Linked DNA regions of Homo sapiens: region 2 is linked to region 1. A link is an interaction called in ENCODE POLR2A ChIA-PET data of the cell type or tissue named here. Cell type or tissue: PC-9. All regions are shown on one strand. Each heading gives the region's core, and the rest is flanking DNA. Links, peaks and the distances in the headings are about the cores only.

Evidence for each region. Peaks named below come from ENCODE experiments on the same cell type or tissue, not always from the same donor. Only the 100,000 strongest peaks of a DNase experiment are listed, where the experiment ranks them.
Region 2: POLR2A ChIA-PET joins it to region 1 with 6 read pairs; 3 of 35 experiments call an interaction of 5 or more read pairs at or near these places.

Annotation. Positions count from the first base shown.
Region 1 is chr14:103,141,603-103,146,980 of GRCh38, forward strand. It overlaps the pseudogene NDUFB4P11. Among named protein-coding and RNA genes, the nearest start is that of TNFAIP2, 21 kb to the left of the region's middle. In PC-9, for the core only: no CTCF peak of the experiment used is centred there; DNase peaks (open chromatin) are centred at 1,435, 2,199 and 2,679; H3K4me3 peaks cover 308 bases; H3K27ac peaks cover 2,485 bases.
Region 2 is chr14:103,267,909-103,273,286 of GRCh38, forward strand. No RefSeq gene overlaps it. Among named protein-coding and RNA genes, the nearest start is that of EIF5, 64 kb to the right of the region's middle. In PC-9, for the core only: no CTCF peak of the experiment used is centred there; no DNase peak of the experiment used is centred there.

The sequences.
Region 1 (5,378 bases), core at 109-5,108:
TGAGGAGACAGTGAGGACAAGGTGCCAATGGTTACTGTAGCCACTGTTGGCTCTGTTAATTACACCACAAATTCAACCACAGTCCACTGAATATCTTGTTACCTGAAGACTGAATGGTAACACTAACCTCCAAAAAATTGTGTGTACAATACAGATGCCAGCGAGAGAAAACAGGAAAATGGTTGGCATGTGGAAACAAACACGTGAAAACAAGCAAAGGAAACTAAGCAAAACTACTACACTCCTTGCTTCCGTGACAGTTGGGAGCCGAGGCTTGAAGTCCATGGTTCCTTCTCCCATCACTCATCCTGGATTTTCCCCTCCCTCAGCCGGGACCTCAGCTAGTTGGTGATCTTTACTTGATGAAACAACTAAAACTTTCATTTCAGAAGGTTCTGAGTCCTCAATTTTCCTGCCTTTCTATGGCTGGGGTAGTTTTCCATGAACCTTTTCTATTGGCCATGGAAATAGTCAGAAGTGCCGCAGAGAATGAATGCCCTGATTTCCAGACATAGTAGCAGCTGCCTGGTCTCCCAGGAGAATCAGAACCTATCACTGCAGTCAAGAGAGCAATCATTTTTTAGGTCTTTTGGTGTCATGACAGAATGAGCCCCAGATGGCCAGGTGGCGGCATCATCTTTCAATTTAATGAAACCATTGCTGTGTCTCCTGGTTGAAGGATGTTCCTCTCCGGGACTAAGACCTTCACATTAGCAGAGCTCAAAGTTGCTGCGACAGGAAGCAAAAATCCTGCCAGCTGGTTGTTATTGGGGGTAATAGTAAGTGGATCCCCCTCATATCAACTGGTTGCATGGAGTTCTAATCGGGGAAGAGGAGTCAGGCTGGGGGGAGCAGGGAAAGCAAAACAAACAAACAAAAAACAGATAAGCTATAAGCCTGCCTTTCTACATGGCCCAGGACACACAGAGCCCTCCTAAGCAAATAACTCACAATCTTCCTGTGCCCATCTTATCGCCAGATCCTCAGCCGATAGACAAGTGTCAGTTAGCTCGCTGCAACCTGGGCATTATCAGCACTGCGCGTGGCCCTCTCCAGCACAAGCACCATCCTATAAAATCCCCCACAAGTCTTTGTCTCCTTGTAGTCAGCTCCCCTTTTGCTGATCTGCCCATTGCTTTCTTGCAATGTATTTTCCTGTGTTCTCTAATAAGCCTGCCTGTCTTTACCTACAACTCTCTTGGTAAATTCCTTTATTGCATGCGCCACTGGTCCTAGTTAGTCACTACCTGTGACAGCTTGGTTTCTGGAGCCATGCATTTTGGCTATAAGGGAAGTAGAACCATGTGGTGGCCCCTGATTCAAAGCGTATATGGAATCCTGTAAAATAGAGTCCATCTTTCCTGGGTATTGCCACTCAGTCTTTTGCTGAGGCTAGCTCCTTCTGGGTGATAGAATAAGCAGTAAGATCAGTGAATTCCACGGCCACGAGCCACTGTGGCATTTCCTTGGTGGTGAAATGGGTTCCTTGGTCAGAAGCAGCCCTGCATGGAAGCCATGATGGTGAAAGGCATCACGTGAGGCTACAAGCAGCAGTGCTGCAGAAACACTCTGGGTAAGGGAGGCAAAGTGTGTCCCTTCCAGGAAGGTGAGTCTGTGTCCCCTCCATGATGGAAGAGACCAGGACCCACCTGCTACCAGATGCTGGCTGCTCTCTGTGGGGGAAGGTGCCATCAGGCACTCAGTGCTGCTCTCTGGGGTTGTGAGAGGGGGCTGCCAGCAGTGAGATTAGTCAGACCAGCCTGGAGAGATGAGCCCGTGTTGCTGGGCCCATGCGTAGCCTCCATCTTGGTCACCATAAATACATTGTTTGTGGGTTCATTGAAAAAGCGCTGGTGTGGCTAGGGAATTGTGTCCCCCCAAATTCATCTTAAAATCGTAACTCCCAATGTGGCCCTACTTGGAGCTAGAGTGTTCACAGAGGTAATCAAGTTAGAATGAGGTCATTGGGTGGCTCTAATCCAATACGACTGGTGTCCTAAAAAGGGGAAATTTGGAGACAGACACAGGGAGAATGCAGTGTGAGGATGGAGACAGATCAGGGTGCTGCTCCTGTCAGAGGCATTCGAACCAGAGTGACTCCATCTTGAATAGGGGCTGGGAAAAATGAGGCTGGGGCCTGCTGGGCTACATTCCCAGGAACTTAGGCATTGTTAGTCGCAAGAGTTTACGGTTGAGGGAGCAGATTAATAATGTTTACTAACAGACCTGGAATGTCCTGATGTCCCAATATCTTGAGAACGCAAGCATTCCTAGTTTAAGACGTTTTGTTTTAAAGATAATATCGATTCTTGTGAAAGATGGTAATTACAAAGATTAATCCTCTATCACAAACCCTTGTAGTAAAGCACATCTCCTATGATTTTCGTATCTTAAACAGGCATTGTACTTAGGCTGGGCTTGGTCCTCCTTTTACTTTAAGGAATGCCCTTCTCTGTCTATAGTCATTCTTTTTTTTTTTTTTCTTAAAAAATATATGTATATATTTTGGGGGCTCTATTTTACAGGATAATATATATATGTATGTATCTTTTGTATATATATTTGTGTTACAGGCCGAAAGAATGAGGGTGGTGATCAGTTCAGTATACCACTGGAGGCTCTATGAGTAAACAGCAAACTGTTTCTCATAAATGCGGAATGTTGGCAAACTGACAAACTGTGTCTGCCACCCAGAAGGGATGCTGAGGGCAGTCACTCCCCAAACGCAGTGTTTCTTGAGATTAGGTACATCTGAAGCCTGTTAGTAATAACATGAACCTGTTATCAATTAGCAGCCGACCAGTCATTACCTCCTCCTCCCTGCTCTTGCTACCCAATAAATATGAAGGGCTATGGAAGCTCAGGGGCTGCCTTTGTCCACTAGAAGCAGGGAGCTCTCTTCATCCTTCCCTGGACAGTTCCTTTCAAACAGTTTCTTTTGTCTTCAGTTTTCATTTCTACGTTTGTCTCTTCGTTCAGTCTTGTAATGACGGTCTCAAGTAGTAAAAGTAGTAATTGTTGTGGGGATGATCTCAAGTAGTAACCGTGGCAGTCAGCCACATATTTGTATATATATATTTACAGGATACAAATTATATATATATATATTTTAAGACAGAGTCTCACTCTGTTGCTCAGGCTTGAGTGCAGTGGCACAATCCTGACTCACTGCAACCTTTGCCTCCCAGGTTCAAGCAATTCTTGTGCCTCCGCCTCCCGAGTAGCTGGGATTACAGGCACACACCACCACACCCGGCTAATTTTTGTATTTTTAGTAGAGATGGGGTTTCACCATGTTGACCAGGCTGGTCTTGAACTCCTGACCTCAGGTGATCTGTCTGCCTTGGTTTCCCAAAGTGTTGGGATTACAGGCGTGAGCCACTGGTCCTTGTCAAAAATATATATATATATAATATATATTTTATATTTTATGTTTTATATATATAAATATAAAATATATATATTTTATATTTTATGTTTTATATATATAAATATAAAATATATATTTTATATTTTATGTTTTATATATATATATATAAATATAAAACAGGCGTGAGCCACTGGGCCTGGCCAAAATATATATATATATTTTATAGAGACAGGGTCTTACTATGTTGTCCAGGGTAGTCTCAAACTCCTGGGCTCAAGCAGTCCTCCTGCCTTAGCCTCCCAACATGCTGGGATTACAGGCATGAGCCACCATGCCCATCCAGGAGTAGCTATTCTTTCATTCCTTTACTCTCTTAATAAACCTGCAGCTAGGTGTGGTGGCTCACACCTGTAGTCCCAGCACTTTGGAAGGTCGAGGCGGGCAGATCGCGTGAGTCCAGGAGTTTGAGACCAGCCTGGGCAACATGGTGAAACCCTGTCTCTGTGAAAAATTTAAAAAATTAGCCAAGCATGGTGGTGTGCACCTGTAGTTTCAGCGGAGGTGGGAGGATCACCTGAGCCTGGGAGGTGGAGGTTGCATTGAGCCAAGATCACGCCACTGCACTCCAGCCTGGGTGACAGAGTGAGACCCCATCTCAAAAGATAAAATACATAGAATAAAACAAACTTGCTTTCACTTTGCACTGTGGAATTGCCTCTAATTCTGTCTCGTGTGAGATCTGAGAACGCTCTCTTGGGGTCTGCATTGGGGCCCCTTTCCAGTAACACTTCTACAAGCCAAGAAAGGCCAGAGATTGACAGAAAACTCCCACAGCTGGGAGACGGGCTGGGATGGAGTCTCCCTCACTTCCTCAGAAGGAGGCAATTCTGCTGACACCTTGACCCCAGACTTCTAACTTCCAGAACTGGGAGATGGCACGTTTTTAGGGCCTAAGCACCCGCAGCTTGCGGCACTTTGTTGCAGCATTCCTAGGAAACACACAGGGTCTGGCTGATGACTTCACAGAACTTCCTTCTTTTACCTGATTCAGCCTCTTCTGAAGGGGACACCCTTTGCTGAGCATTTATATGATGCGCAAATGTTCCTGTAGTCTGTGTCCATCTCGAGAGGCTGACCGCATACTTCTTCCTCAGACATCCTTGTTACCAAACTTCCAATCCTTTTCTTCCAGGTCCCCGAACATCCAACCAAACTGTTAGCAGCTGTTTCTAAGTGGGCACGGATTTGTACCTCTGGGCATCTCTCTGTCTGCATGTAGTGGACAGCCGAGTGAATGGCTCAAACTGTGCGCCTAGGGAGGGTTCCTTCGCTACCGGGGCTCGGCCGGTGGAGCTGTAGTACTCATGTCTACTTTTGTGGGAACTGGCATAGCATGCCGAGCCCTCTGTCACCAGGCTCGAGTTTCTTCCTCAGCCAACTGGGTGTGAGGAGTACCCGGGGAGGCTGGAGGCATGGATGGGGAAGGGAGACAGGGCAGCAGGGGTAGGTGCTGAGGGAGTCTGGGCCACCTGCCTTCCCTGTGAAGTTCCCATGCCGTCTGGACCCACCCCAGCTTGCCTCTACTGCGTACATGGACTGAGAGGCCACCGCTGCAGATCCCACGCCTGGTGGCTGGGTGGGTCCAACCATGCCCGGCCCCTAATGGGAACTAGGCTGAATGATCACCTAATGACACAGGGGTGGGCGTTCAGACTCGAATCCCAGTAGAAAGCGAGAAGCAGTTTCTCAGAAGGAAACTAGTTATCTACAGAAGAGAGCACAGAATTGCTCCACAATTCTAGAGGTCCGGACTGCAATTTTCCCATTGGCGCTTGTCATGGATATGTTGAGCAGCAGTGGCTCACAGGGCTGGGCGGCACAGAGGCTTGTACGCATAGAGCAGCCCAGGCCTGCAGAACCTCCTCTTGCTCAGCCTCTTATGGAAACTGGCTGCCTTATGGGGCACTCGGGAGATGGGTCATGGTAACACACTAAAATGTGTTGGGCC
Region 2 (5,378 bases), core at 98-5,097, 130 kb after region 1:
CTGGCCAAAACAAAGGGGCTACAGGCCCCATGCAAGTTTGAAACCCAGCAGGGCAGTCATTAAATCTTAAAGCTCCAAAATAATCTCCTTCAACCCTGTGTCTCGTATCCAGGCCACATTGGCTCAAGGGGTGGGCTCTGCCCTGTGGCTCTGCAGGATGCAGCCCCCACAGCTGTGGTGGCAATGGGGAGCCAGGTGTGCTGATTTGCAGGCCCCTGGGTGGCATATGCAGGTGCTAATGGTGGTGAGTCCAGATAGGCCAGTCCTTGGGCCTCCAGCTTGCTCAGGCGCCACCAGTAGGCAGGGCAGGTGGGCTCCTGGGCAGTGTGTGTGGCAACAATGGTGGCAGAAGTGATGGTGGGCCAACCCTGGAGCCATCAGGCAGCATGTAGCAGTTGGGTGCTTTTCCATCCATCCCAATCACGGAAAATTCCCGATTCCTGTAGAATTAAAGGAGAATTACGAAGAGAATATCAAGATATGCAATGACAGAGCCTTCTGGGTGTAGCTGCTTCCAGCTACGGGGTTTACGCAATAGAGATATGACCAACAACAATTAGCATCACTTCAGAAAAAGTACTAAAGAGACCACAGAAAGCTTTGTGGAGGCGCTGGCTCACACCTGTAATCCCAGCACTTCGGGAGGCCGAGGCAGATGGATAGCTTGAACCCAGGAGTTCAAGACCAGCCTGGGCAACATGGCAGCAACATCCCCTCTCTACAAAAAAATTTAAAAATTAGGGCCAGGAGCGGTGGCTCACCCCTGTAATCCCAGCACTTCGGGAGGCCACGGCGGGTGGATCCCGAGGTCAGGAGATCAAGGCCATCTTGGCCATCATGGTGAAACCCCATCTCTACTAAAAATAGAAAAAATTAGCTGGGCATGTGCTTGTAGTCCCAGCTAATCGGGAGGCTGAGGCAGGAGAATTGCTTGAACCCGGGAGGTGGAGGTTGCAGTGAGCCGAGATCGTGCCACTGCACGCCAGCCTGGCGACAGAGCAAGAATCTGTCTCAAGAAAGAAAAAAAAAATTAGCCGAGTGTGGTGGCACATGCCTGTAGTCCCTACTACTTGGGAGGCTGAGGTGGAGGATCACCTGAGCCCGAGAGATTGAGACTGCAGTGAGCCGAGTTTGCACCACTGCACTCCAGCCTGGGTGACAAAATGAGACCCTGTCTCAAACAATGAATAAATAAAAGCTTTGCAGCCCAACTAAAGTCTCCAGATTCCTTACTTTAAATGGTTTTAGCAAAATGCTTAGGTTTTATATAGCTAATTGCTTAGGTTTTATATAGCTAATTGCTACAAATGTAACTAAAACCAAGATTGCAGTAGCTCAATGTATAGAACTTACAGATAAGCCAATTTTGTAACCTTGCATTTTGGCTTTGGTTTTTGGCTCTTACATTGCTTAAAGTTTTTCAGGTTAATGAATGTCTGGCTGCCTCCATTCCCATCTGGCCTAAAATGTTTAATTGACTGCAAGTCTTTTGGCTGTAAGACCCTTGGCCATGGGGTTCCGCCGAGGGCCTGGATGGACCTGGGGCAGGGAGCCACACCACCCTGGCAACGATATGGGACAAAATTAAAGTTTAGCCACTGATGCTGCCTCTGGAAAATCTTGACCAAAGTGAGGAAAAGAGACATAAAAATTATATCCTAAGCCCCCAACCAACTGAACTGAGCCCTTCTTGGCCAAGGGGACCCCAGAGATACCTTGAAAACTGAGTTCCAGGCCATGATGGGAACGCAGGTCAGACACGGGAGGGCAGGTCAGACACGCTCCCCTTTCCCTCTCCAGCTGCCCTTAGGCTTTCTCCCCTGCGGACTGCGGTCCACAGACCCCACCCCGACATCAACCAGACTCTGACGCTGCCGCTTCCTTTTGCATTTTCAATACAACCTTACCAACCAGCATCCCCTCCTGATAAGAGACCACCGACCTCAGAGTGGTTCTGGCCAGTCTACGGAGGATGCACAGTGAGGGTTTTCTCTGCTTCCCCTTTTGACATCAGAGGCCCAAAAACTCCACCCTTGGACCATGTGAAGGCTACCATTTTTTGAACGTGGGTCCCATGGAGAGGCATGAAGCTCAACTGTGTATGTTCATATTTCTCCTCTCATAAATATTCATGGATCCTCCTAAAGCTTATTGAATATGTATATTTGGCCACCCTGGTCAATATAAATCCCTGTGTTACCATTCCTACCCTCCAAATATCTGTTTCTAGCTTCCAGCCAGAGGCTATGCTTCCCAGCCTGTCAGAACGGCCACCTTCAGGCTGCAACCCTTTAGGAGGAATAAAGCTATCCTTTCCAAACTAGAAAAAAAAATTACTTGTGGGAGTACTTTGGGTTTTGGGGGGTTGTTTTGAGACAGAGTCTCGCTCTGTCACCCAGGCTGGAGTACAGTGGCGTGATCTCGGCTCACTGCAACCTCCGCCTCCCGGGTTCAAGTGATTCTCCAGCCTCAACCTCCCAAGTAGCGGGGATTACAGGCACATGCCACCACCCCTGGCTAATTTTTGTATTTTTAGTAGAGACGGGGTTTCACCATGTCAGCCAGGCTGGTCTCAAACTCCAGACCTCGTGATCCGCCTGCCTCAGCCTCCCAAAGTGCTGGGATTACAGGTGTGAGTCACCGCGCCTGGCCCAGCAATTCAATATTTTTAAGATTTTTAAAAATATGTATTTTATCCAGTTAGTTGTTCTCATTGGGAAATAGTTTAGCCCAGAGTTACTGGAGACAAGAGTTTTACTCCATGCCTGTCCCCCACCTGATTGCCTAGCTGGAAATAGAGGTCTTTGTTTTTATGAGCTGCCTGAAATCCTAAACAGAAGGAAGTGCCACTCAAAGCTTCCTTTTATAACCAATCCATATCCCAAACTGGCATATTTGGGGGTGGCATTTCCTGAACTTCAGTGTTAAGGATTTCTGCCACAGATGAAGGGGGTGTTCTGCCTGGGGGGTGTCAGGTCGCAGGGCCTGAACACCCTCTTCCCAGCCACCATCTGGGGAGACAGTTCTGCTTTCCAGGTGTTACTGAAAGTACTGAAATTCTTGTGGGGAAACTGAAGAACTGCCTGAGGCCTAAAAGACATACAGCCAGTCCCCGAAAGGAGTGTTGAGGACTGAAGTCTTGCCGGGTCTCAGCGCAGTGAAAGGTTTTTTGGTGTTTGTTTCTTTGTTCATTTTGAGGGGACCTTTTATTCTACCACAATATCACACACAATATAAACTGAATACCAGGGTCCTCCACAAGCCACTGCGCGGGCTAGCATTTTCCCTCGACAAAGCTAGGAAGCTTATACAGATAAAAGTTAGTTTTGAGTTTTCACATTTGATTTTGAAAAATGTTCAAATGCCTAAGGCAGAACTAAAGTCTCAGCTCTGCGAGTCCATGGGCTGTAGAGAATAATAATGCCTGGAATTCACATACAGACACACACACACACACACACACACACACTCCCACACACACCCCCCCACACCCCCCCCACACACACAACCCCCCCCACACACACACACTTCCCACACACACCAAAGCCAAACACCAGCAACCTTCCCAAGGTTTTGTTTGTTTGTTTTTGAGACGGAGTTTCACTCCTGTTGCCCAGGCTGGAGTGCAATGGCGCGATCTCGGCTCACAACAACCTCCGCCTCCTGGGTTCAAGTGATTCTCTTGCCTCAGCCTCCCAAGTAGCTGCGATTACAGGCATGTGCCACCATGCCCGGCTAATTTTGTATTTTTAGTAGAGACAGGGTTTCTCCATGTTGGCCAGGCTGGTCTTGAACTCCCGAACTCAGGTGATCCGTCCACCTCAGCCTCCCAAAGTGCTGGGATTACAGGCCTGAGCTACCACACCCAGCCAATTCCCAAGGTTTTACAAACACAGCTAGAAAGGCAAACAAAAAGAGCATCTTTTCTTTACATAATTTCATTCTGTTTAACATTTGCATTATTGTCAAAATATTCAGGTGTTCAGGGAAAAAATGTTGCTTCAATAAACTACAGGGGAAATAATGCTGTTAGTTGTAGAAGCTGATTTTGCTCCATTCTGACAAAAAAAAAAAACAACACCTTTTGAAAGTACAGGGACATTTCAGCAAGTAGGTCAGGCATTTTATATATGTAAATGAAAAAAAAAACAAATCCACCCAGAAAGCTGCAATTCTAGGTTGTAAATGAATCTAAAACGTGTGAAAAACTGTTCAGTTCAGTGCCCTGAAATCTATTTCAAACATAACTGTAACTCTTACAACATTAAGGCTTAGGTCACTGCCAGGCACAGTGGCTCACGCCTGTAATCCCAGCACTTTGGGAGGCCAAGGCAGGAGGATCACCTGAGGTCAGGAGTTCAAGACCAGCCTGGCCAGTATGGTGAAACCCCGTCTTTACTAAAAATACAAAAATTAGCCGGGCGTGGTGCCGCGTGCCTGTAGTCCCAGCTACTTGGGAGGCTGAGGCAGGATAATTGCTTGAACCCGGGAGGGGAGGCAGAGGTTGCAAGGAGCCCAGATCGCACCACTGCACTCCAGCTTGGGCGACAGAACTAGACTCTGTCTCAAAAAAAAAAAAAAAGTATAAGGGTCACATCATACACAAAAGAGAACACCCATCTCTACAGGAGTGCCGGCTCCAGAGTCTTCGGGGTCTCAGAGAAGACCCAGAAACAAGGTCTCCACGAATTAAAGCACCATCAGGAGAGAAAGACCATCCGGATATAGTCAATCAGTGCGAGGCAGCCACATACACAAGTAACCCTTGTTTAAGCGTCAGTGTACGCATTTTCGGTTACATCTTATACGGCACTATGTACGTGAGTAACGCTTAGCTTCAGTTTAAAAAATACAAGGACGGACACTGATTAAGAAAAGCAATTTTTGGCCGGGCGCGGTGGCTCACGCCTGTAATCCCAGCACTTTGGGAGGCCGAGGCAGGCAGATCACAAGGTCAGGAGATCGAGACCATCCTGGCTAACATGGTGAAACCCCGTCTCTACTAAAAATACAAAAACAAAATAGCCAGGTGTGGTGGCGGGCGCCTGTAGTCCCAGCTACTCGCGAGGCTGAGGCGGGAGAATGGCGTGAACCCGGGAGGCGGAGCTTGCAGTGAGCTGAGATCGCGCCACTGCACTCCAGCCCGGGCGACAGAGCGAGACTCTGTCTCAAAAAAAAAAAAAAAAAAAAAAAAAAAAAAAAAAAAAAAAAAAAAAAAAGGAAAGAAGGAAAGGAAAGGCAAGGAAAAGGCAAGGAAAAGGCAAGGCGGCGCAAGGCGGGGCAAGGCGAGGCAAGGCAAGGCAAGTGGGGCCTGTCCTCCACCTGGGCTCCAGCGGTGACACAGGACGTCCCGCCGCTTCCAGCTTCCGCGTACCTGC